Regions from separate parts of the Homo sapiens genome. Here region 1 is linked to region 2. A link is an interaction called in ENCODE POLR2A ChIA-PET data of the cell type or tissue named here. Cell type or tissue: OCI-LY7. All regions are shown on one strand. Each heading gives the region's core, and the rest is flanking DNA. Links, peaks and the distances in the headings are about the cores only.

What was found. ChIA-PET counts read pairs that join two places held together with the same protein. Peaks named below come from ENCODE experiments on the same cell type or tissue, not always from the same donor. Only the 100,000 strongest peaks of a DNase experiment are listed, where the experiment ranks them.
Region 1: POLR2A ChIA-PET joins it to region 2 with 5 read pairs; 7 of 35 experiments call an interaction of 5 or more read pairs at or near these places.

Annotation. Positions count from the first base shown.
Region 1 is chr7:50,313,880-50,317,879 of GRCh38, forward strand. All of the region lies in intron 1 of IKZF1 (IKAROS family zinc finger 1), which reads left to right. Among named protein-coding and RNA genes, the nearest start is that of IKZF1, 11 kb to the left of the region's middle. RefSeq lists enhancers at 621-1,121, 2,575-2,914, 2,676-3,176. In OCI-LY7, for the core only: CTCF peaks have their summits at 2,453 (motif pointing left) and 3,703; DNase peaks (open chromatin) are centred at 1,542, 2,072 and 2,442; H3K4me3 peaks cover 2,788 bases; H3K27ac peaks cover 3,172 bases.
Region 2 is chr7:50,237,565-50,254,573 of GRCh38, forward strand. No RefSeq gene overlaps it. Among named protein-coding and RNA genes, the nearest start is that of IKZF1, 59 kb to the right of the region's middle. In OCI-LY7, for the core only: no CTCF peak of the experiment used is centred there; a DNase peak (open chromatin) is centred at 9,217.

The sequences.
Region 1 (4,000 bases), core at 1-4,000, 70 kb after region 2:
ATTTGCCTCTTCAATGCCAGAAACTTAGTAGGTTGATTAGATAAAGCCAGTGAGTACCAGTATCCTTTTCTTTGCAGCCTTTTCCTGGCACACTAAAAATACTCAGTACATATGAAATATCACTGGACAAAGAATCCCCCTTAGAGTACCAGTGGAGAAGGAAGGCATTTGCTTAAAAGCAAACCAACAGAAAGACATTGTAAGGCAGTTGTTTAAGTCTCAGAGACCTATAATTTTTTTCTTTTTTCTTTTTTTTCATCTCGCTCTGTCGCCCAGGCTGGAGTGCAGTGGCACAATCTCAGCTCACTGCAAGCTCCACCTTCCGGGTTCATGCCATTCTTCTGCCTCAGCCTCCCAAGTAGCAGAGACTACAGGCGCCCGCCACCACACCTGGCTAATTTTTTGTATTTTTAGTGGAGACGGGGTTTCGCCGTGTTAGCCAGGATGGTCTTGATCTCCTGACCTCATGATCCGCCTGCCTCGGCCTCCCAAAGTGCTGGGATTACTGGCATGAGCCACCACGCCCGGCAACTACAATTGTTCTTAAAGCTTGTAGAATTACTGTGTGCTACCAACAGACAGGCTAATTTTGAGTGACCCTCAGTACTTTGTACAGTTAATTTGGCACGCTGTGTACTTAGTGGCTTTTTAACAGCTATAAATTTGGGCTGCTAGAAAAGTAGTAAAGTTGTGATTCTTGACAGGCATCTATCTGCATTTTCATTTTTACTTCATTTGTCTAGACTCAGCTTGTCAGAATTATGGAAGAGACTCCTTGTGTCAGGGCAAGCACTGTGAAGAGAGGTATTCACTGTCAGAAAAGAGAGGGGAGCTGGAGGCAGCTCAGAGGCCTGAGACCCGCCTCCACAGGAGCCCCAGCAGGTTCGGTGGAGCTCTGGCCACACTCTCCTTTGGGATGCTGAAGTCAGAATGAGTTCACTTCCCAGCCAGTCTTGCCAAGGCTCCTCACCTGGAAGCAGCAACTGCCCAGGGCTGTTGGATGTTTCTCCCCAGGGGACAGCCAGGTCCCAGTCCCGCCTCGGTGTGGAAGGAGGAAAGGCAGGGTCCAGGAAGCTGTTTCAGGACAGGCCCAAGGTCCCCCAGGGATGCCTTTCAGGGTCAGCGGAGGCTGTAAATCAGCAGGGCCCACACGGCCTGGAAGAGGCCCCTGTGCTGTCGGCTTGCCCGGCTTGCCCGGCTCCTAGTCCGGCTTCTGCTCCTCCTTTGTAAAGTTATGGATATGCTAATAGTTTCCAACTGAGACTAGGAAAGTAAGTCCTACTTGACACTGTTTGGTCAGAAAGAGGGAGAGAAAGGAGAAGGACAGAGAGAGACTGAGAGAGAGACAGTCTCAGACAAAGGGAGACGGAGGGAGGGAGGGAGAGACAGAGAAAGAGATGGGAGGTAGGTGTGGGAGGAGGGAGAGATGCAGAAGGCAGAGGAAAGACAGACAGAGATTTAGACCTCCCAAGTCAGTGAGCAGTCCAGAGTTGGAGTGGAGGGTGCCTGGTGGCTTGTGACTGCAGACTCCACTCCCCGCTCCTAGAGGCACAGCCATGGACAGCTTCTGTCACGTTGGCCCTGCACTTATCTCTGCATCTATTTCCCCTTGTGCAAGATTCAGAACTGCATGCTCCAAAAAAACAATAAAAGCATTCATGTTCATAAGAATTGCACAGGTAAAAGGTAGTTTGCTGATATTGTTGTATTTTTTACTATCGCTTCTTTTAGGTCTTGCCTGAAATTGTTTGGGTTTCCCAGGCAAAGTAGAAAACTGCGGTACGTTTCTGTGAAATAATTATTCCTTCTGGCATCTCCCTTTACAGACCTACTGATCTTGATTTTTCATTTAGGTGAAAGTTTGTGAAAACATGCCATTAGCTTGCTTTGTGATTAACTCCTTTTACTGAATGTGAGCTCCTTTTAAATTGAGGCCATATCAAGCTTAAATTCCATATTTTACCCGGCACTCTGCATTTCTTCCATGTGGGAGAGGAGGGGCTCAGTAAGTGCTTTGTAAAATACACAGCCGAAGTGATGCACGTGCTAACAAAGGAGTGTGACAGGACTTAAGTGCCCTTCTAGACACTTCAGGCTCCCCTTTGTAAGCTGTCTTGGAAGAGGCCACATTTCCTTTCCCTCAAACAGTTTCTCATTGTTTGATTATTCTTTTAGCCTTTCTCTGGAAGCAAAGCCACTTTTACGAGAAAGTCACTGCTTTTTCATCTCAAGAGATGCAAGTTTGGAGTTTGGGGAAGTTTTCAGGTGCCCGTCAAGTCATCCTTTATGATGTCAGACGAGTCAGGCCACAGAATTCACAGGGCTCAGTGCAGACCGAAAACTTGAGGCCTCTTGTTCAGAAATTATTAAAAATTTTGGTGAACATCACCCCAAGCAAAGAGATCCCCTAAGCACCAGCCCCCAAGCAACTGCACTCATAAGCCCATGAAGCCCCCTGCTGTCAGAAACAATGTGGTTGAAATTGTGTATGCACTTGGAAGTGAGATGGATTGCAAAACACAGGTCTCCATGCTGGGGCAGGAGTGGTGATAGGGCATGGAGTGGAAATGTCCAGCAGGCCCACGTGCGAAAATGCAGAGCTCTCTGGCTCTTGCAGACTTGGCTGCTGACAATAGACGCGCTCCAGGAAGGTGCTCGCTGTGGTGTGATCTGCTGCCCACCCCTAGCTCCCTCCAGGAGACTGGTGCGGGGACTGTTTGCAAATGACTGCAAAAGTAAGAAGGTTCCCACAGAGCAGAGCTTGATTTGGGGACCAGCCGAGGGCAGTTTGTCAGGATTCCGGCTTGAAACTGTTCTCACATCTCACCGCCTGAAAGGACGAGTGTGTCCAGAGGACTTAGCATTGATCACCTCTGTCTCCATGCAGCAAACTCAGAGGCTCAGCCCGCATTCCACTGGAAGGGCGTTTGCCAGTGGTGTTGGTTGGAAGAGCCTTGACTTTGCCTTAGGAAACATCTTTTTTTAAGAATTGAAAATAACTTGAGTATGCAACAGTAGGGCATTTGTTATATAAATTAGTTGACTAGTGTGTAGCCAGTAAAATGATGATGGTGGTGTGTATTTGTTAAATAAAAAGATATGTGTGGTATTAAATTAAAAAATATTTTAAAACAACATATTTGTAATCTGTTTAGTGTCCTCTTTTTGTAAAAAGTACAGAAATAAATATACAGAAAAAATAGTAGTCCTAAGTGGTAGAAATTATGAGCATTTTCTTGCCTTTAAAAAAAGTTGTAAAAGATTGTATCATTTATGTAGCAAAAAGTTTTAAGTCAGCATTCTAAAAATTTCGTGTTGTTATAGTTGCTGTGACAAGATTTAACTTCTGTATGCTTCACCAATCAATACAGAGGTATTTAAGACCCGGTGTGTGATAGGCCGCGCTAAAATACTATACACATCTTCAGAAAACTAGAGAACTAACTTCTAACTTCCTATATTAGTGTGGCACGGCTGTTACAAAGATTTTTCTCATTTGAGTCTATCTTGCTTCTTTATCATTGTTTTGACAGTTTCAGAAGAATCGTGGCTTTTCCCCTTTTTTACAGTAAAGGTACCTGAGACTCTTGACGTATTGCTTTTTGGAAATGCTTGTGCTGGTCACATGCTTGCATCTGGGCTAGTGTGTCTGGCTTCCGTGTGCTGGTGGATGCTTACTCTGTTTTCTGAAATACTTTTTCTGTACAGTGGCCACTAGCTGTACTCCTAAGCCACACACCTACCTTGAAAATTCATGTCACTTTTAGAAATAGATAAAAGCCCCTCCCATCCAGAAAAAGTGACTATCATGTATATCCTCATCATGACTAATACTGATATTCCTGAAATTGAAAATACATATTCCATATGTACCATAAAAGGTATTAAAGATATATGGAGTGATAGATATATTATATATAACACTTCTACCCTCACAGTTTTCAGCCTAATTGAGAGGGTAAGATCCCTGAATCATCCATCAGTTTTTCAGGTCTCTGCT
Region 2 (17,009 bases), core at 6,789-10,788:
TTTGCCAACTACCATGTGAGCTGCAGTGTTACAAGAGACCATCAGAAAAGCTAAAGGCAAAAGTCTGGTGAAGCACCAGCATCAACTTCAAAAATTAGAAATTATTCTAAGGTAAAAAAGGATTTACACATCACTCAGTGAAACGCAACCGTTCATTTGGATCAAATGACTGATTCATTTGAAACTTATTTCACTCATTTTCAACTACAAGATTTTTTGTGTGCATATTAAAAGTAAAGTACTAGTTTTACAATGTGTTGGCTCTATTAATAGGAGAATGTTGCAAATAATAACATTCTTGCAAATGTTATACCAAGCTCATTATATATTTCAAATAGAGAAACATTTAGATTCAAATATAATTCATTTTTCAATCAGTTTGTGGAATCAAAGTAAAATTTCTTGAAATTCCTTCAATCAAAAATTAAATATCTATGATCATTGTGAATTTTACTGTTAAATCCTATTTAAATATTCGACATTAAAGAGAAAACTGTTTTTGAAATAATATTGTTAATAGAAATTTTGATGAAGTGAAATGCTAAAAAAAGATTATTTTTAAATTATGAAGTTTATGAAGCAGAAATATTTTTTGACCTTGTTTTGGAGCATAAGTAATTAATAAATACAGTTCTAACAAGTTATTATATTTTACTATCCAAAAGAGAAACAATGGTTGTGAAATATATATATATATTTCACACACACATATATATACATTTCAATGAATGAATGTATACATATGAATGAATGAATGTGTATATATACACACACAGATGTATATATTTAATATATTTATTGCTATTGTAGCTGAACTACAAATTTTTTATGATAAATCTAATTTTAAATACAAAAGGATAAAAAACTTTCACTACACAGTTTTTTCTCTTTGTTGCCCACTATTATTCAGATTTTGGAAATGTTTGAATGATGGTGTAAATCAACCTATGTGTTCTACAATAGTGTCAACCAGTCTGTAAACAAGTTCTCTAAACATGGGGTATATTCTATTTGAAATAAGCTGAAAATCTGTAATCAACATATTCAACAAATGCTAAACAAGTGCTAAAGATCTTATGTTTATAGATCTTAACAAATAAAATCATTGAAAACAAAGTTGAAATCATCTAAAGTCCTGTCCAGTTACTGCATCCAGATCAAAGTGGCAAGCAAGGAAAGAGCTGAACAAATTAAATGATGAGTGTTCAAACAATAGATTGGATTTAATTTTTAATATTTATAATCATGTTTTGAATTATCTAGATATGTAAAAAAATATGTTTGTAGAGCTTTTTTTATTTTGGATAAATGTATATTCTATACCAGAATAGAACGAAAGTGAGAATTATTATAACTTGGTGCCATTTCAAAGCATTCAAAAGAATCATAAATAGAGATGATTTATTCCATTTTTTTTGTCTTGTAAAGATTTGTCAAATAAGAAAGGTTATGCCAGATAATAAAAATCTTTGGGATAATGTTTTCATAAAATATTAGAATAATCTCCATTTAGTGGAATTTTCTTTGAGCAAGCATGTATTTCAGCACCTAAGGAAATATTTTTTTCAATTAAAAGTAAGTTTTATAGAGAAAAGTCAAAGGTGTCGACAGTTTCAAATGTAGTAACCACAAAATGCATATTTGAAGAGATGTTATACAATTTTATTTTTAAGAGACCAGTAAGTCTATATTTTTAAATGTTCTGTAAAAAAGCAAATTGTTAGAGTCTATGAGGAACATTTTAGAAAGTTTGGAAACAAACTAAACAAATTATCAATAACACTGACATTAGTAAAATTTTAAAGACACCTTTTGTCCTATACAGTCTCATAATTTGATATGATTAACTTATACATTTGACTTTGAATCAGACCTACCAAACTTTGAGGAAATAGTGGTTCCAGGCTTGAATAAAAAAGGTCCCATATATTTTGTAAAGTTAGTGTATTCTTGGTTTCCAAACAAAATATAAAGTCCATGCAAATAAAAAAGCAAAAATTTATAGATCCATGTTACTTATGAATATAGAAGCAAAAATGTTAAATAAAATATAACGAACTAAATATAATAGTGTGTTTAAAATATTGTCACACAAGAATGCCCACTTTCACCACTTCTATTCAATATAATACTAGAAGTCCTAGCCAGAGCAATCAGTCAACAGAAAGCAACAAAAGGCATCCAAATTGGGAAAGATCAATGTACACAAATCAGTAGCACTGCTGTAACCAACAGCAACCAAGCTAAGAATCAAATCAAGAACTCAATCCCTTTTACAATAGCTGCAAAAAATAAATAAATTAATTAATTTAATTAAATTAAATACTTTGGAGTATACTTAACCAAGCAGGTGAAGGGTCTCTACAAAGAGAACTACAAAACCCTGCTTAAAGAAATCGCAGATGACACAAACAAGTGAAAACACAGCCCATGCTCATGGATAGAGAGAATCAATATTGTGGAAATGACCACACTGCCCAAAGCAATCTACAGATTCAATGCAACGCCCATCAAAATACCATCATCATTCTTTGCAAAACTAGAAAAAAATTACTAAAATTCATATGGAACCAAAAAAGAACTCACATAGTCAAAGCAATACTAAGCAAAAAGAACAAATCTGGAGGCATCACATTACTGGATTTCAAATTATATTACGAGGCTACCATTACCAAAACAGCATGGTACTGATATAAAAATAGGAACTTAGACCAATGGAGCAGAATAGAGAACCCAGAAATAAACAGAGTAGAGAACCCAGAAATAAACAAAATACTGATCTTTAATGAAGTATACAAACACATAAATTGGGGAAAGGACACCCTATTAAATAAATGGTGCTGGGAAACTGGTAAGCCACATATAGAAGAATGAAACTGGATTGCCATCTCTCACCCTATACAAAAATCAACTCAAGATTGAGCAAAGAGTTAAATTTAAGACTTGAAACCACAAAAATTCTAGAAGATAACATTGGGAAAACTCTTCTGGACATTGGCTTAGGCAAAGAATTCATGACTAAGACTCCAAAAGCAAATGCCAAAAAATTAATAAATAAATGTGGCCTAATTAAACTAAAGAGCTTCCGTACAGCAAAAGAAACAATCAGCAGAGTAAACACATAATCCAGAGTGGGAGAAAATATTCACAAAGTATGCCTCCAACAAAGGACTAGTATCCAGAATCTACAAAGAACTCAAACAAATCAGCAAGAAAAAAACAAATAATTTCATCAGAAAGTGGGCAAAGGACATGAATAGACAATTCTCAAAAGAGGATATACAAACAGCCCACAAACACATGAAAAAATGCTTAACATCACTAATCATCAAACAAATGCAAATTAAAACCACAATGAGACACCACCTTACTCCTGCAAGAATAGTCATAATTAAAAAGTCAAAAAACAATAGATGTTGGCTTGGATGTGGTGAAAAGGCAACACTTTTATATTGCTGGAGGGAATGTAAATTAGTACAACCTCTATGGAAAACAGTATGAAGATTCCTTAAAGAACTAAAAGTAGAACTACCATTCAATCCAGCAATCCCACAACTGGGTAGCTACTCAATGGAAATGAAGCCATTATGTGAAAAACAAACATGCACATTCATGTTTGTGGCAGCACAACTCACAATTGCAAGGATATTGTACCAATCTAAGTGCCCATTGACCAGCTAGTGGATTAAAAAAAATGTGGTATATTGACACCATGGAATACTATTCAGACTACTCAGCCATAAAAAAAAGGTACAAAATAATGTCTTTTTCAGCAACTTGGATGGAACTGGAGGCCATTACTCTAAGTGAGTAACTTAGGAATTAAAAACCAGATACCACATGTTCTCACTTGTAAGTGGAAGATAAGCTATGAGGATGCAAAGACATACAGAGCAATACAATGGACTTTGAGGACTTGGGACATGGGGAGGATGGGAGGTGGTTGAGGAATAAAATACTACATATTGGCTACAGTGTACACTGCTCAGGTGACAGGTGCACTAAAATCTTAGAACTCACCACTAAAGAACTCATCCATGTAACCAAAAACCACCTGTACCCCAAAAACTATTTAAATAAAAATAAATAAATAAAATATTATCATTAAAATCCCAGGAGTACAGGTATGATTTAATATCAGAAAATTTATAATGCAATCTGCAATCTTAATATACTAAGAAAAAAATATAATTATTTCAATAAAATGGAGAAAAATAGCCTTGAGATAGAACAGAGCTTCATTAATTTTATTAAAAAAAACAATTTAGAGTATACATCTACTTGATGAAGGAAATGTGGATGTATTTTATTTAAATTGGCAACAGAAAATAATAGCCATAACCATCATTACCATTTAACCTGGTTTTGGTGTAGGACTTGGAGAGAAGACATAATGGTATGCTTATTTTTGTATAACATGATTACTTTATGCAGGAATTGCAACAGAATTATCAAAGAAACTATTAAGACTAAAAATAGTATTTGCCAACTTTTCTGTAGACAAACTTAATCTGAAAAATTCAATAGTGTTTCTAAACACTAGCAAAAACCAATTACTTATACAGTCAATTGTCATTATTCATAGTAGTTCTGTTCAATAAAAGGAAGGAAGGAAGGAAGGGAAGGAAGGAAGGAAGGAAGGAAAGAAGGAAGGAAGGAAGGAAAGAAGGAAGGAAGGAAGGAAAAAAGAAAGAAAGAAAGAGAGAGAGAAAGAAGGAAAGAAAGAAAGAAAGAAAGAAAAAAAGAAGGAAAGAAAGAAAGAGAGGAAGGAAGGGAGGAGGAGAGAAAGAGGAAGGAAGGGAGGAGGAGAGAAAGGGAGAAAGAGAGAAAGAGGGGGAGGAAGGGAGAAAGAATGAAAGAACAAAAGGAAAGGAAAGGAGAAAGAAAGAGGGAAAGAAAGAGATTTACATAAACACAGAAATATTACACCACACTACAAATACTACAAATCCATGAAGGGTAAGCAAAATAATAGAAACCTAGACCAATGGCACAGAATAGAGTTCAGAGGGAGACCAACGTGTGTATGGTCAATAAAGGTAGTATACAAAAATAAGTGGGAGATTTTTTAGAAGATAGTTTTGGGAAAACTGATCCATGACATAAAGAAAAATAAACTAGCTCTCTAAAATGAGTGCTTTAGGTCAATGTTACCCGATAGAAATATAAAGTGAGAGGTAGATGTAACTGTAAATTTTCTAATTGTCATATTTTAAAAAGTAAAAAGAAACAGGTATACTAACTTTAGTAATATATTTTATTTAACCCAATGTGTCCAAAATATTATTATTTAAACATGTAATCAATATTTTAAAACTTATTGATACATTTTACCTCTTTTTATTCTAAGGCTTCAAAATATGGTGTGTATTTTACACTTACAACCCATTTTGATCCATCTCTAAATCTCACTGGAAACAATTTATCTATGTTAGATTTCAGAAAATTTACAGTTGAAATTTACAGTTGATTCATGTATCCAAGCTGTTCTAAACATACTTAATAAATTTTCAACAATTAAATTGTGCATGAAATAAAAATCACTTTTGTTTAATGTTTGAATCCACATTGGTAAAATTAATCCACTTATTTTTTAAAAATCGATTTAACTTGAAGAAAAAGCATATTGGTACCAATAGTATGTCTGTCCAAGTTAAATAATTTCATTAACTCATGTATCAGTAAGCATCATTAACATAAAATCAAAGAGGTTATTGTACCATAATTATCCATATCAACAAAGCATACTCCAAACTTTTCCTGTATGCTTTGCAGCCATTTTACATTATGCTGTAGATTGCAATTCTACATTCATAATACCTTTAACAGAAGTTAAAAGCTTCATGAAACTAAACAAAAGTATTTTCAATACTTACATACTGTGGAATGAAGCAATAAAGGAAATATCAGTCTCTCATTTTAAAATTCTAGTGAATTCAGATTTTCGACCTAACATAGCTGGAATACTCTGTTGTGATAGAAATTGACTTTTTCATATCTATCTGAAATCCTTCTTTGAAAAATTCAAAAGATTCAACAGTATTTATATCACAAGTTTAAATTTTTAGATTGTGAATTGATAGTATTTCTACATAAATTTGGTAGTTTTTTGAGACAAAATATATTCAAAGCATTAGTTGAGTAGCATCTCATATCACAAGATGCATCCAGAGGTACTGACAGTTTTTAAAATGTTGAATCAGTTAATCTTTGATATTGTGAGAAAGGTATTGCACTTTATGGGCAAATTTTCTGTGGCTTAGCTACAGGTCTTTTGCTTACAGTAAAATATCTTTTTTAGTCTTTTTCTTACAACTTTCTAACAAATTTTTCATAAATTAATCATGATTTTTGCCGTCTTTCTGACTAAAAATGATTTTCCCTGTTCAATAATTTAATTCAGTTTATAGCTAGCCAAAGTTATAAGCCCAGTTTCTGATGAAAATCATTTAAAAGTTTTGTGTTGATCATTTAATTCTGATTTCAGTTAATTATTGTCAATGCTTTTTTGACTATTGAGAGGAAGCATCTTATTAAATTCACTATGTATGTGCTGAAAACATCTCTTAATATTATCTACCTTATTATCTTTAAAACTTGCTTTTTTTACTGATACAACAATTTGTAATTGTTATTTATTATGAAATTTGTGACATACTTTTTTCCAATCTTTGTCTTTTTAAAAATGTTTCCCATTGTATTACACACATCTGCATCTGCATTTGAATCTGTAGCAGTAGTGTGATTTTATTTTAAATGTAAAAATTTGTTAATATTATTTTTACACTGAAAAAAACAAACTATATCAAATAATAATATAATTTTTAATGTAATTACTGATTATAATTTACTTAGGCATCACTCTAAGTCTTGATGCTTTTGCAATATATTAAAATAAACAATCTACAATGTTACATCAGCACATAGAAAAAATCATTTGGACTAAAAAAATTGTTTTATGCCAATTATATTGGTAATGTTTATGTCTGCCAACAGAAATAATGCATGTGCCCAGCACATACACCACAATAAAGCAATATCTTACATGGTGCAATAGTTAAACTCAAAACAATACATTATGTATGATTTTACACTGATTAAGTTTTTAAGTTTAAAGTAATTAAAACCAAACAAAATTAAAATTTAGTTTCTTAGTTGTACTAGCTACCTTCAAGTGTTTGGTAGCTACATGTGACTCTTGGCTACTAAGTGAATAGCCCAGATTGAGCTGAATTAAAGATTTAAATGTAAAAGAAGAAACAACAAAGTCTGACTAAGAAAAATGTACAGCAGTATCTTAGTGATCTAGAAGGGTAACAAAAGCATAAACCTTAAGTAAAGAAAACTGCCAATGGAGCATACAAAAGCTAAATATTTCTGTTCAGTAGCAGGAACCGTGGACAAGACTTATAGGTAACAAAATTAGAAAGCAAGATAGAGTAAAGCATTTGGAGATTATGTGGAATGCACATCCTCTCTTGCATGGCTTGTGGAGGTATAGACTGACTTTAGTGATTGCAGAGAGCAATCTGGTACCATTAGTTAAATTAAGTATAATCATACCCCAGATATAACCCAGGAATTCTCAACAGCACGAGTATCAAGATGTTCCCTATAGCTTTCACTATGGCGGCACAAGAAAATATACAGTTGAATACCACAATGAAATTTATGCAAGAAGAATGGATCAGTAAAATGTGGTGGGTATTTGCAATGGAGCATTACTTAACAGTTAGAAGAAACAGATTAGATGTACATAGGCAGACACAGAGAAATCTTTAAAAATAGCACTTACTACGAAAAAGTAATAAAGAAAATGAGATTATAACATGTGTGTGATGCACCTGTTACCATGCACACAGTTAGCAATGCACATTTTGAAAGAACACCTCCAAAATACATGTTGAACACATGATGTTGATTGTCTACATGAGGAGAACAATGACAATGGGGTGGACTAATGGTTATAGTGTATCATAAACTTGGAAGTGTGATTAAATATTCAATTTTTGAGGTCCATGAAAATTGCTTTTAAAAACTGAATTCCATTTCTGGCATTATGGTAGAATGTCCTGAGATACTCTCCCATGGAACAAACAAAATACAATATAAAACATATTTTAAAATATATTTAATGTATTTCTCAAAATCAAATAAATAATTAAAAAAAGAATCCAATGACATAAGCAAGTACTTAAGCTGTCTTTTTCCCAGAAGCATCAGTTGAATCCTACTGAAGTTAACTTTCTGGTTTCATGTCTACACTTGGAGCACAAGGAACAAGAAATAAGCCTAGTACTTTCCCAAGTTGGGGCACCAAAGAGATGTCTACTTAAAGTCAAAAGACAGAAGGATAGGGCAATTTAGAAACAAAATTACCTCATTTAAGGACACAAAAGTAAAAGTTGCCTACCTTGACAATGACACTATGTAAAAGGATAAATATCTCTACTGAGATTTCATTGTTCCTAGATGACATTCACATGCATTTTCAAACTCAAATTCTGGCTATCTGTATTGCCTGAAAAATTTAAAGCCAGGAATTCAAGCTGTCTCAGATTAATAGTACCCATAATTTCCTAGAAGGAAACACAAATTCTTTCCAAGAAAACCCATTTCAATTCATTTCTCCCAGAATTTTCCCACAGATAAATGTCAAAGGAACATCAAAAGCAAAAGGAAATAGGGTATCATGAGTAACAACCAGTGATATGAAAATATGATTAGGCATGTTAGAAAATAAAAGTATATCAAACTTCTAAAAATTTCTTAAAGTATTTCAATTTGAAGTACAATAGAAAACAAATTATATATAGCTGAATAATTATTTATCTGATACTTAAATCTTAAGAAATTATTTAGACTATGCACATAAAGAAAATGAGATGCTAAATATAAAGAGAGGTTATTAAGAGACATGGAAAATAGATTATGATGGTTTAACATTCATTCAGAGTCTAGTAGGAGAGAAATAGGACAATATCTTTTGTGGTAATGGTTGAAAATATTCAAGAGCTGATTATTAGACGTTTCTCTTAACATTCAGGTAGCCCAGATAATCTCAAACAAAATAAATAAAATAAAATTCATACCTAGATACAAAGTGCTGATGTTTCAGAACACCAAAGACAAAGTAAAGATCTGAAAATTAGTCAAAGAAAAGACAAAAACCTGAAATTAAATGGCAATTCCACTGACAGCTGACTTTGCAACAGCAGTAATGGAAACCAGAAGACAATGGAATAATATCACGGAGGTGCTGGCAGAAAGATCTATCTAGAGTTGTACATCTAGTAAAACTCTAGAATACAGAGGAAAAATAGAAAATGTTCTCAGATAAACAAAAATGGATCTATAGACACCAACTGAAGAGAAATTCTAAAGGTGTTTTTTTAAATAAGAAATATGAACTCAGATGGAAAATCTAACCTGTAAGAAAAAATAATAAGTAAATACATTAGTAAATCTGATGGGTAAATCTAAATAACTATTGACTGTATGACAAAATAATAATAGAAATAATAACAACATTTAATTTTAGGTGTTAGAAACAAGCAAATCTTAAGTACAGACATGAATGTAATTTATTTAAAAAATAACTGAAATATATATAACCTGTGAAATTTAAATTACACTTCCAAATAACTCCTCTATTGAAGAATATATAACTTTTGGAACATTATTAAATTGTTAAATAAACATTACTTCAAAAACTACATATCAAAACACATAGGCACATCACACCCATCAAGATGGCCAATATCAAAAATAATAATAATAGCAAGTGTTGGTGAGGATGTGAAGATTTGGTACTCTTTTGCTGGTGGGAATGTCAAGTAGTATAGCCACTGTGAAAAACAATATGCCAGTTCTTCAAAAAAATTAAAAATAGAATTACCATATGATTTAGAAATCCTACTTCTGGGTTATACTCAAAAGAACTGAAAGTAGAATCTCAAAGAGATCTCTGTACATCCATGTCCATAGCAGCACTATTCACAATTGCTAAAACTTAGGAGTAACCCATGTCCATCCATAGGTGAAGGTATAAACACATGGTCTTTACATGCAATGAAATGTTATTCAGCCTTCAAAAGGAAGGAAATTCTGACATGTACTACAACATGGATGAATCTTAAGGATATTTTGCTAAGTAAAAGAAACTAGTCACAAAAAGATAACGTAGTTAGAGTACTCAAAATTTTAGCGACAGAAAGTAGAGCAGTGAATTCCATGGACTGAGGAGTGGGGAGAATGGAGAGCTGTTGTTTAATAGGGACAGAGTTTTAGTTTTACAAGATCAAAAAAATTCTGAGGATGGTTGGTGGTGATGGTTGCACAACAATGTTAATGCACTTAATACCACTGAACTACTGTATACTTTTAAAAAAGGTAAGGCAGTAAGTTTTATATTCTGTGCATTTTATTGTAATAAAAAATTGGAAAAAAATCACATAGGATTTACCTAAAATAGCACTTAATAGAAAATGTATAGAAGTAAAACCAAGAAAGAAAAGAAAGAGGAGAGAAAGAAAGAAAGAAAGAGAGAGAGAGAAAGAAAGAAGGAAAAAAGAAAGAAAGAAAGAAAGAAAGAAAGAAAGAAAGAAAGAAAGAAAGAAAGAAAAAAAGAAAGAAAGAGAGAGAGAGAAGGAAGGAAGGGAGGAAGGAAAGAAAAGAAGAAAGAAAGGAGGGAGGGAGGCAGGAAGGGAAGGGAAGGAAGGCAAGGGAAGGCAAGGGAAGGGAAGAGAAGGGAAGGGAAGGAGAAGAGGAAGAGGAAGGAGAAGGAAAGAAAGAAAGAAAAAAAGAAAGAGAAAGAAAGAAAGAAGAAAGAAAGGAAAGAAAAAAAGAAAGCGAGAAAGAGAAAGAGAGAGGGAGAGAGAAAGGGAATCACCCTATTTTAATTGCAGAGAATAAACCCAAAGACAGTACACAGGGCAAAATGGTAAAGATAAAAACAGAAGTTAATAAAATACAGAACTAAAATATGACAGATTAGAAAAACAAAACAACAGGTTTATTTTAAATCTCATGAAATTAAGAAATCTCTAATGAAAATTTTCACGTTATGAAGAGAATGCACAGAAGCAACTTCTGAAAAGGAAAATAAATTCAAACTATAGATGCTTCAAGAAATAAAAAGATGAGTATACTGAGTACAACCTGATGGCAATTTAATATGTAAACCAAACTAGAATTAACAAATTTCTAGAAAAAAAATAACTTAACGAATAACTCAAGGAGAGTTAAAAAAAAATCAAACAGTCCAACATCCCTTAAATCTGTTGAATCAGTAGCATAAAATCTTTTGAGAAAAGAAAATATCATGCCTGATAATTGTACAAGTAAATTCCTGCACAATTTATTCAAAAAATTCTAACCTTATACAAACTTTTTTAGAGTACAGAGGAAAAGAATACTATTTAGTTGAGTTTATGAAGTTAATTTGCTCCAAATACTAAAACCAGATAAGAATAAACAGGTGAAAAAAAAAAAAGCATAGGCCAATCTCATTCATCTGCAAAGAACAAGAGAAAGAACATCAGCATGAAATCTAACATGTATAGAATGTTATGGCTATGTAGGGTTTCATCTTATAACTACATGGTTTAGCATCAGAAAACTCATTGATAGATAAAAATATTTATACATAAATGGGGAAAATGAGAAAAAGCGACTTAATAGCATTCATTATTCATGAAAGTATTGCTCAGAATAGTAGGAAATTAAGAAAACTTACTTAAACTGATAGAAGGAGGCTACTAAAATCCTAGGAAAAACATCGTATAAAATCCTAGGAAAAACATCGTATTTAATGGTGGGCTGTTAAAAGCCTCCCGTTTAAAATGAGTTGCATGATGACGATTCCTAATATCACACTTTCCTTCAACATTATATCTGAGACTGTAGCCAGTAATCAAATACAAGAAGAGGATACAAAATAAGAGAATGGCTCGTAAATGACTAGAACATCTAAATGACATGTAAGATGTCAAAATAAGAGAATGACATCTTAAATGAATAGAACAAAGCCATAATTATTTGCAGATAATATGATGTTCTGTAGAAAATCCAAATGAATCTGCTGATGAATTATTAGAATTAAATAATGGAATTTTAAAAGAATGTGTGATACAAAATAAATAGAGAAAAGTTAATTGCATTTGTATACCTCAGCCAAAAGTATTTACAGTGTGGAAATTTAATATTAAGTAATATGAAATTTACAATAGAAACCAAAATTGTAATTACCTAGGAATAAACATAATATTAATAGATGTACAAATTTAGAAGACCTAAACAAAAAAATTAGATATCTGTATAGGAAGACTTAATATATTAAGATGTTAATTATCTTCAAATTCATCCTTCTATTCAAGAAAAATCCAAATTTCCAGCAGGTAATTGGTTACATCAAGCTAGCTCTAAAATTTATATGTAAGAGCCAACAGTCAAAAATGAGCATTGCTGAAGGGAAGAATACATTGGAAGGATGGACATTATCACATATCAAGACATACTATAAAAATATGATCATTGAGATATGTTTTATTTGTATAGAGATAAACAAATATACTTACAGAATAGAGTACCCAGAAACAGACTTAACAAAAAAATAGAAACCCAGTTATGACAGCTAGCATTGAAGAACATGGGAAAATGGACAGCAACAATTACTTTTACATAGGGAAGAAAATGAACTAGGATTCCTATCTCACATAATACACTAAAATCGTTTCAAGGTAAATTTATGACATAAATGTTAAAAGCAAAACTATAAAAGTTTTGAAAGGCAATGTAGTAGACTATTACCATGTATAGGGAAAACTTTCTTAAAGAGTCGAAAAACACATTCGCAGAAATGATTAACCAATTGGTCTGAAAATTGAGGTACAATGAAGACGTGAAAAGATGATACACATCGGAATAAAATATTTACAACACAGATCACTGAGCAAGTATTTTTTAAAACATATAAAAGAGTCCCAATATATAGATACAAAAAAGACAATTCGATGGAGAAGTGAACAAATTACTTCAATGGGTACTTCATGCAAGAGAAAAATAAAATATGAAAAAGATGCTCAATCTCATTAGTAAGCAGGGGAATTCCAATCAAAGCCACAATTATATTACAGTGGCAAGAAGCTTAAAGATTGACAATATCAAGTGCCTAGGACATTGTGGGACAGAGGAGTAGTGAGTACTTTCTGTGCCTAACACACAGGAGGGCGGTTGTGTAACCAGTGTTACAAAGGGTGTTCCTTGACCATGAAAAGCAAGTCCAACAAAAGAGTGAAGAAGCCAAGTGGTTTTAAGTGCAAATCAAAGTCCCTCAAGTTAAAGCAAAACCAGTCACACTGACTATATTTTCAATGTATTCATTTAGTGCACCTAAAATCCATTCAGTGTCCAAAACTCTGATGATCAAATTAATTCAAATAACAATATCACAAAATCATAGTAATGTGCAAACCAGCTGCCATCTATTTTTGTAGCCATAGTGAGAGATTATATTTTAGATGATGATAAAATAGTCACTAAAATGATTTTTAAATTGTTAAACTATTACAAGCATAGTCAGTACTTATTATGCTTTATTATGATCTGAAAGTCACACAAGTTTGTAAACTATCATTATTATAAGAACTGTTTTAAAACAGATGACAGGGGTTGTGTTTTTTCGTTATTGTTGTTTTGTTTTCTGTCTTTTAAGACATTTTCTGTGAAGCAATAGATTCATGAAGGAGAGAGAACAGCATTGATAGGAAGTAACTAAAACTTCATTTCATTCAGCTTGTGCACATGTACCCTAAAACTTAAAGTATAATAAAAAAAAGTTAATAGATCCTCCATGAGCTTTAATATCCAATGTCCTCATTGTGAAGTTGCCTCAATTACGTGTGCTACAATTTGCAAACCAGTTAAAAATAAAAATGATAAATTGGCAACTAAGTTCAGCCAGTCCTGGAATTCTAAAATTCTAGGATACACCATTGATTACTGGTAAAAATACGAAGATTCTCCATCATCTTGAATTTTATAATTCTGACAGCTTTATGGAAGGAACATATTCTGCCATTGTCCTGGGCATCACTCTACAAGCTTTCTTGCTTGTAAGTAGATCTGAGCCAAGTGCCAGGGCTGCAGAAGCAAGTTCTAGGGCTTTGGAGTCAGACAGCATTGGATTCCCACTGAATTAAGTACTGTGCTTCTGCGCCTAGCCTCAGGTTTACTATGTATAAATGAAGTCTAAATAACCACCTGGTGGGCTAGTGCAAGTATTAAGCACAATAATGCCTCTGAAAGGCCCAGGACATTCTTGGAACAGAGAAGCTCTGTTTCTGCTCAGCCTGTCTCCATTCCTGCCTGATTAGCTCAGGACGCCACAGAGAGCAGGAGGGGCAGCCACATAACAGGTTGGGGGGTGTGTCCATTGGACCAGCTTGCATATCATCTCACCTCTGACTGCACTGTCACTGGCCCTCATGTGCTCTCCCTTCTTTGTCTGCTAAGACCCTCCCAATGGTTTGCTGTTGACATCCAACCTCAGCTCTGTTCCCTAGACTCCGATGCACATCTCTCCTCTCCAGAACCTGCCTCTATGGAGTGGCATTAAACATCTGCCATCCTGAGCCCTCGCTGGTATGGTCCCAAGACCTCCCACAAATGTCACAAGTACCACCAGATACCTGAAACATTCTTTCCCCAACTCTTGTCAGAATGTCCCAACCATAGGCTCTCAGCTTCAGTTCTGCCTGCCTGGTGACATGCCGGCCTGAGGCAGTAGGACAGCCTTGCATGTTTGGCAATAGAGCTGTGCTTCTCTGAATGATTTAGGAATGATCTGGGTATATTAAAAAACTAAAAATCCAAGGTGTCTATTATGATACATGATTGCCAAATCTGCCACTCTTTATCTCCCAGTTGTTCCTTGTCCCATTACAATTTGGTTTAGAATTAACCCATTCCCTCCAACCGTTCTTGCTGGCTTGTAATTGTAATATGTATGCAATGGACACAAAATCTGAAGCATCTCTTCCTGAGTCCCGGTCTGCCTCTAACTTGCTTTGTAAATAGTCACTCTGTCTGTTTAAAGTGTCTCCACCCTCTTCCTTCTATCTTCTGTTAAGCTACAGGAATGCTGTTTTCTAAAATGCCATCCTTTATGGAAAGATCATGACATTCCTTTCCATAAAATCCTAAAATGTCAAACATAAGAATCATTTGGTTCTTTGTAATACAGCTCTAGCTTTACCTCCCACTATTTTTTCAAAACCTAATATGTACCTTATATTTATTTCTTCATGTATCTTACATTACAAACATATAGACCCATGTGCACTTTTCCAAATTGATCATATTCTTTCTTTTTACAGTAATGTTTTCTGGAAACAATCTCAAATTTAGAGATAAGTTTCAAGAACACTACTAAAAAGTTTGTACCTTCAAATCATTGATGGCAGGTTGTGGACATAATGCTCAATCTATCCCAAACTAGAGTACATTTTCTAAAAACAAATAAATTACCCAAAAACATATTCCATAAGTCTATCAAAATACAAAACTAAAATTGTTATATGACTGCCATTCAATCCACAAACCCAATTCAAGTATCGTCATTTGGTCCAAAATATCCTTTATAGCAAAGGGATCAAGTTTAGAAACATGCATTGCTTTTAGTTATAATTTCTCTTTAGTCTTCTTCAACCTGAAAAAGTTACTCAGTATCTCCTTGACTTTCATGTTCTTGACAGGTTTGAAGAATACAGGCCAGGTGTTTTAGGAATTTCTCCCAATTTGGATTTGCCTGGTGTCTCCTCATGATTTGCTGTGCTGTGATTTGTCTTGCTGTGTCCTATCAAGTGAAACACAGTTTCGATTTGTTTCATTACTAGTGATGTTGACTTTGATTGCTTAAAGTGGTAAGTGTCATGTTTCTTCACTGTAAAATTGTTTTTTTCCTTTTTAATTGAGGGTTTTATGGGTAGCTGCTTTGAGAGACTATGCAAATATCCCATGCCTCATTAAAGTTATAATTTGTTCACTTATTTATTGTCTATATCACTATGAACTATTGGTTCCCTATTAAATTCAGTGGATTACAATCCATTACTATACTGATGTATTTTAATGTTTAAATTCTTCTAGATTTGAACAGTGGGACCCTCTTCAAGTTTTCTTCTGTGTCCTTTTAATGTGTTCCTTTTCAAACCTTAACAACTTTCTTACTTTATCACAGCAAACTATTCCAAGCTCATGTCATATTTTCTCTGTTCTAGCTTTGAAATCAACCATTATTCCAAAGATCCATGGTTCCCATTTGGTGGAAATGGTATTGCAAAACCAAGAGCTGGATCTAGGTGTACTCATTGCTATTGAATGTTGCTGTTTCTACTATTTCTTGGAGACAGAGCTAGGGCATATCATTGTATAAATACCTACACATAGGTGATAATATGGACAAATCTACAGATAGCTTCGATTTCAATTCAGAACCATAGTTTTAGTTTGGTTCCTTTATATTTCTAACATCCTTCTCCAACAATAAGAAACTAGCTCTCATTATTCTTAATATTTATTTGATTAATCTCCTTGGCCATAACCAATCTCCCTCTCCTGCACTGATGCCTCTTTAATCCCAGTTGGCCCAGACACCTCACATCAGGCTGCATGGCACACATCCAGGTCTTGTTGCAAGCTAAAAGCCTACCAAGAAAAAGGACAACACTTACCCTATATTGTGTCTTCTTCCGAGTATCAACTCCACTGTGGCATCTGCCTATGTTCATTCACCCCGGTGCCTTCAGGTTATATTTTTGTGTTTTGTCCAGGGTTTTTAGCTGGTCTCTGGGAGGTTTGGTCCAGCAGGAGCTAACACAGCCATAGCGGAAGCTGCCATAGGATTTTGTTTATTTTCTTTTCCTTCTGTTTTGTATTTGTGAATTTTCTTTATAAGATCAAGAAAGGATTCCTGGCCGGGCGCGGTGGCTCACGCCTGTAATCCCAGC